Linked DNA regions of Homo sapiens: region 2 is linked to region 1. The links are chromatin contacts, found by Hi-C or POLR2A ChIA-PET in ENCODE. All regions are on one chromosome and are shown on one strand. The core of a region is the stretch at or near the end of the contact, and the rest is flanking DNA. Distances in the headings are between cores, read along the strand shown.

Region 1 (2,700 bases), core at 125-2,624:
ACGATTCTCCTTCCCAAGCCTTCCCCTCCTTGAGTATTCCCTGTTTAAGTAAATGGCCTCCACCCATTAGCTTAAGCCAAAAATCTGAAAGTCATCCTTGATTCATTCATCCTTACCTCACGATCTACTGATCCTATTTCTTAAATATCTCATGAATCAGTCCATATTTTCCCCCTTCTCTGTCAGTCCCCAATCCATTTCCTCCAGCTGCCTCCTAATTGGCTTACCCACATATATATTACAGTGTTTGTGCGCCATCATCTCCTCCATTCTGTACATAGTGCCCAGAATGATCTTTTTAAAATGCAAGTGATCACGTCACTTCCCTGCTTAAATATATAAACCAAAAAGCAAAGAAACAAACAAAAAACTTAAATGGCTTTCCACTACCTTCAGTACAAAGGCCAAATCCTTTATAAAGCCTCCAAGATCTGGATCCTGTCTCTCTACAATGTAGCCATGTTGGCTTTCCTTTCGACACTACTTCAAAATCAATTCAATGCTGGATCCTCTGCCTAAACTACTTTCCCCTCTTAGCCAACTAAGAAGTTTCTTAGACAACTCTTCTTCATTTTTCATGTTTTAGCTTTGATATCTCAGGCTGAAGTGGAGGATAGCCTGAGCCTGGGAGGTCGAGGCTGCAGTGAGCTGTACTCCAGGATGGGTAACAGAGCGAGACCCTGTCTCAAAACAAAGACAAACAAACGAAAAACCCAACAACAACACAACACAACACAAACAAAACAAAACTACACAAAACACAAAAAAGGTATTTTGTGTTTCCATTTTTCAGATGAGAAAATTGAGGTTCAGAGATGAAAACTACTGTTTATGGCCTCAAAGCAACTTGGGTGACTGTTAGATTATGATTATGCCTTATGTTTTCTGTGTTTGACACTGAGGTATGGCCACTATTCCAAAACTGTTTTTATGATTAGATAAAGGCTATGCTTAGATAGTCTGATACTAAAAAATAAATCATTCCAAATCCTAAAAATGTTTCCAACTGCATGTCAGCATAATGCCGTAACCCTTCCTTTCTAAGGTAACAACATTGTTCTCAAAATAGAGATTTTGCCTCATATCAAATAGATTACAATTAGGGTGAACTAAATTATGAAAACCAAACTGAAAACAAAACACAGAGCTTTTTTTTATGTACCAGTCTTCTAAGTTATTCATGTCATGAAAGTGCAATTCTCCTTATGTCTGTAATTCTCTTTGCTTTGGCCGCAGTTCTTCCGACATAGCTTTCCAGCAATGTCATACATTTTCGTTTAAACATTATGTTCTAGTTGTGTGACTAACACTGACAAATTTGTCTGTGACAAGAGTTCTTCCTTACTACTTGAGCAGCTTGTCACCACTTCCCTTCAGTGCAGGGTGGTTCTAAGTGAGTGGTCTTTTAGAGAAACTCCCAGTGGTGTCTGGAAGTGACCTCACAATCAAGTTAAATAAGGTTTAGGGAGTTGAGCAAACTGTTTGGACTGAATGAGGCTGATTTCATTTTTTGCTTCAATGACAATCATCTAATTGTTGAGACTCTTGGGCATCTTAAGCAAAAAATGTAGAATTTACTCAAAATGTTTAGGCAGTGTAGCCTGTTTCTATGGCAACAGTAAGTAAATAAACTGAAAACATAATTTATTTTTTTTTTTGAGACTGACTCTCACTCTGTCACCTAGGCTGGAGTGCAGTGGCATGATCCTGGCTCACTGCCACCTCCACCTCCTGGGTTTAAGCAATTCTCATGCCTCAGCCTCCTAAGTAGCTGGAATTACAGGCGCACGCCACCACACCTAGCTAATTTTTGTATTGTTAGTAGAGATGCAGTTTCTCCATGTTGGCCAGGCTGGTCTCAAACTCCTGACCTCATGCGATCTGCCTGCCTTGACCTCTCAAAGTGCTGAGATTACAGGTTTGAGCCACCGTGCCTGGCCCGAAAGAATAAATTTAAGTGAAAGAATCATAAGTATGTGACTAAGAAAGGTTTATTTTCCAATTGTACCTTGCATCTGTCCAATTGCTTGAAAAAATATCCAAAGTATTTTTGAACCAACTTTTTTTTTTTTTTTTTTTGAGACAGGGTTTGCTCTGTTGCTCAGGCTGGAGTGCAGTAGTGTGATCAATCCCACCTCAGCCTCCTGAGTAGCTGGGACTACAGGCTTGTAGCACCATGCCTGGCTAATTTTGTTTTTTATTTTTTGTAGAGATGGAGCCTCACTGTATTGCCCAGGCTGGTCTCAAACTCTTGAGACCTCAGGCTCTCAAAGTGCTGGGATTACAGGTGTAAATCATACTGTCTGGCAGTACCAGCTCTTTAATGCTAAAAACCTTTTTTTTTTTTTTTAGACAGAGTCTCCCTCCATCGCCCAGGCTGTAGTGCAGTGGTGCAATCTCAGCTCACTGCAACCTCTGCCTCCTGGGTTCAAGTGATTCTCCTGCCTCAGCCTCCCGAGTAGCTGGGACTACAGGCGCATGCCACAACTCCTGGCTAATTTTTGTATTTTTTTTTTTTAAGTAGAGACGAGTTTCACCATGTTGGCCAGGATGGTCTCAATCTCCTGATCTCGCGATGCACCTGCCTTGGCCTCCCAAAGTGCTGGGATCACACGTTAGCCACTGCTCCCGGCCCTAATGCTAAAAACGTTTAAATTGCTTGTAGATATAATATTTTCTGCAATCTGCTTTTTTACATCC
Region 2 (2,700 bases), core at 144-2,643, 240 kb before region 1:
GTTGGTCAGCTGTATCTCTCACCTCCTCCTTTCTTCATAAGATAGTAGAATCTGTGGCTTACTTGTAGGTTTTACTTAGTGCTTCAGTACTGTTGGCTGTTTTGGCCTTTTGCTGAATTTGCACAACAACATAAAGCACTTCTTTTTAATGTTTAAAAAAAATTCCAAGGCTCCATGACCAAGTATGTGACTCACTAAGAAACCCTTGCTATAAAAGGCTTTTGATGAAATCTTAGCAAAGCTAAATTATCTCTAACTTAGAGATTCCTATGAACTCAGGTCATTTTCATAGCCTGTTTATTTTGTAGGTCTAATTTAGTTCTCAGGAAAATTAAACTCATGCTATATGACTGTATCGTTAAAGGTACTTGAGCGTATGTTGCTGTAGGTGGTATGACACTCAAATGCATAAGAACTTGAAGGGATTTATTCTTAACCACTAGAATATGAAGAGCCCTTTTTACCTGAGAAGAGTGAAATTATGTCAGACCTTTTAATTTGATATCACTGAGTAAAAGGTATGTTCCTATAGCCATAGGAATATGTCTGCTTCCTTTTTTTCATGTTGAGAAAACAGTCAAATTTAACCATTTGGAGTTTATTTGAATTCTTGGAAAGAGCAATATTCAAAACCTTTTCAAAAATAAGATATTCTGGACTACTGGATGGATGTTTTGTTTTCAGTTCATTTTTCATCAGTAGAGATGGTGATTTCGGTTTTGTAGTATCCTTGTTTCTATGTCTGTGCATGTTAACATTGGATGTATTTGTATATACTTAATTAATATACAGACTGTGTGTCATTCTGGCTTGATTAGAAGCTAAGTCAGTTACTGAGTAACATTTTGCAACTTTATTCCAGCAAGTACTAAATCGGCCAAAAAAAGTTTTGTTTTTGATACCATTAAAATTTTATTCTCTATTTTGTGTACATGCTATGATGATTCTCCCAAGTACTGATTAGATCACTGAACTTTAGTTAGCTTCCCAAGAATTATTAACCGTTAGAATAAGACTTAGATTAAATCTTGCTTTATTTTTACTTTAAAATTAGTCTTGCTAAGGCCTTATGTTAGTTCATACTTTCTTTTCAACAGTAATCTTGTTTATAATCCAGTGTTTCTGTGTTTTAGGACATAATTTAAAAATATACTGGATTTTGGCCAGGTGTGGCAGCTCATGCCTGTAATCCCAGCACTTTGGGAGGCCAAGCAGGGAAGATTACTTGAGCCCAAGAGTTGAAAACCAACCTGGACAACATGGTGAAACCCAGACTCTACAAAAAATGCAAAGATTAGCTGGGTGTGTTGGCAGACGCCTGTGGTCCCAGCTACTCAGGAGGCTGAGGTCGGTAGGACTGCATGATTCCGGGAGGTCAAGGCTTCAGTGAGCCAAGATTGCACCACTGCACTCCACCTTGGGTGACAGAGCTGGACACTGTATCCAAAAAAAAAAAGTATGTATTTACACACACACACACACACACACACACACACTGGATGTTCTAATAACTGCTCTTTTGTATGTGAAGCAAGCCTTAGGAATCTTACGTTTTACTTCTTTCTGTTAAACGGCATCTGTTATCTTTTGAAGTACTCACACTGAACATGCTTCATGCTGAATACTCACGCTAAAGGCCTCAGACATGTAAACATTCATCCTTAGTCTCTTTTTTCTCTGTTTTCTCATTGGGAGCTGAAGCATCCTAGTCTGCAGAAAATTTAACACACCATATTCCAGCTTTGCATCACCTAGACAGTAGACAAAAGGAAAAGAAATTGTCAGTACCGTATCACAGCTAGTGCCTCTGTTCATTCCAGTGATAGTACATGAGCCCCTTCCAGTGGAGTCAGATCAAGCCAAAAGATTTTCCTGTAAAGTCTGTAGTAGAAGACAAATTTCTTTTTGATCCATTAGATTGGTATTTCTATCTTCTCAGCTAATTAATGAGTAAGGCATGTGGACAATCGAGAAAACTAATTTGAGTGTATGTATTAAAATTGCTCTTCTAAAAACACGTAAAATATTAAAGATCAAGGCAGAGCAAAAAAGAACGTAGCAATCATATACTAGAAAAAGAAACTAAGTTTTGCTAAACTATGTTTGGGTTAGTTGACCTCTGTAGCTATTCTAAAGTTTTCTATCCCTTATCTGTATTCCGCTGTCATTCCTGTGCCTCAAGCCTCTGCCAGGAATCTGATGGTACTCTGGCTGAACTTAAAACATAAGAATCTCAAAGGTCTCATTTAGTAAATGTTAGTGCTAAGTTGGTGACAGCCTGGGTTATATGCTTTCTCTTTCAGTCTTCAGTAGATGCTTGTGATAGTTTTCAAAGAACTGTAAAATTTCCGGGTCTGTACAGATTTTTAGAGATCATTTAATCCAACCCTGTTACAGTATCATGTCAGCATTTAAATAGCAGTAAAGGTCATGAAAAGTGAAGTGAAAGGCAGCAAACTCCATGAAAAACTAAATACAGTGACAACTGAGGGAAGTGGTAAAGTAAAAAAATATTAATGATGGAATTTTAAAGCTGGAAGGGGCATAGAGACCATTCTTTTCTCAATAATATTCTGCAAATATTAACAGGTGTCATGTCAGAAACTAAGTTTAGGAATTGACAAATTCAAAAATCTCCCTTACAGCAGGGCTTTGAGAGCCTTTGCTACACTAAATGCTCTGTGAATCTATCTGGTGCTG

The links. Hi-C counts contacts between places; a loop is a spot of excess contacts on that map. ChIA-PET counts read pairs that join two places held with the same protein, here RNA polymerase II (POLR2A). Pooled maps may share reads with other maps.
Region 2: a loop to region 1 is called in a pooled map, with 2.2 times the contacts of the local background. The contact joins two enhancer-like sites. A Hi-C loop is called at or near these places in 3 of 168 maps with a recorded cell type or tissue (gastrocnemius medialis and ovary) and 5 of 50 pooled maps. POLR2A ChIA-PET finds 5 or more read pairs at or near these places in 2 of 52 experiments (AG04449 and AG04450).

The regions. Positions count from the first base shown.
Region 1 is chr14:52,800,190-52,802,889 of GRCh38, reverse strand. All of the region lies in intron 1 of LOC105370500 (a long non-coding RNA gene), which reads right to left. Among named protein-coding and RNA genes, the nearest start is that of GNPNAT1, 9.9 kb to the right of the region's middle. Within about 2 kb of position 1,374, at least 4 of the 41 ENCODE cell types and tissues checked have a DNase peak (open chromatin) inside an H3K27ac peak, as active enhancers do.
Region 2 is chr14:53,042,189-53,044,888 of GRCh38, reverse strand. DDHD1 (DDHD domain containing 1) reads left to right here. Exons shown (of 13, transcript NM_001160148.2): 13 at 1-2,700. Among named protein-coding and RNA genes, the nearest start is that of FERMT2, 92 kb to the right of the region's middle. Within about 2 kb of position 1,393, at least 5 of the 41 ENCODE cell types and tissues checked have a DNase peak (open chromatin) inside an H3K27ac peak, as active enhancers do.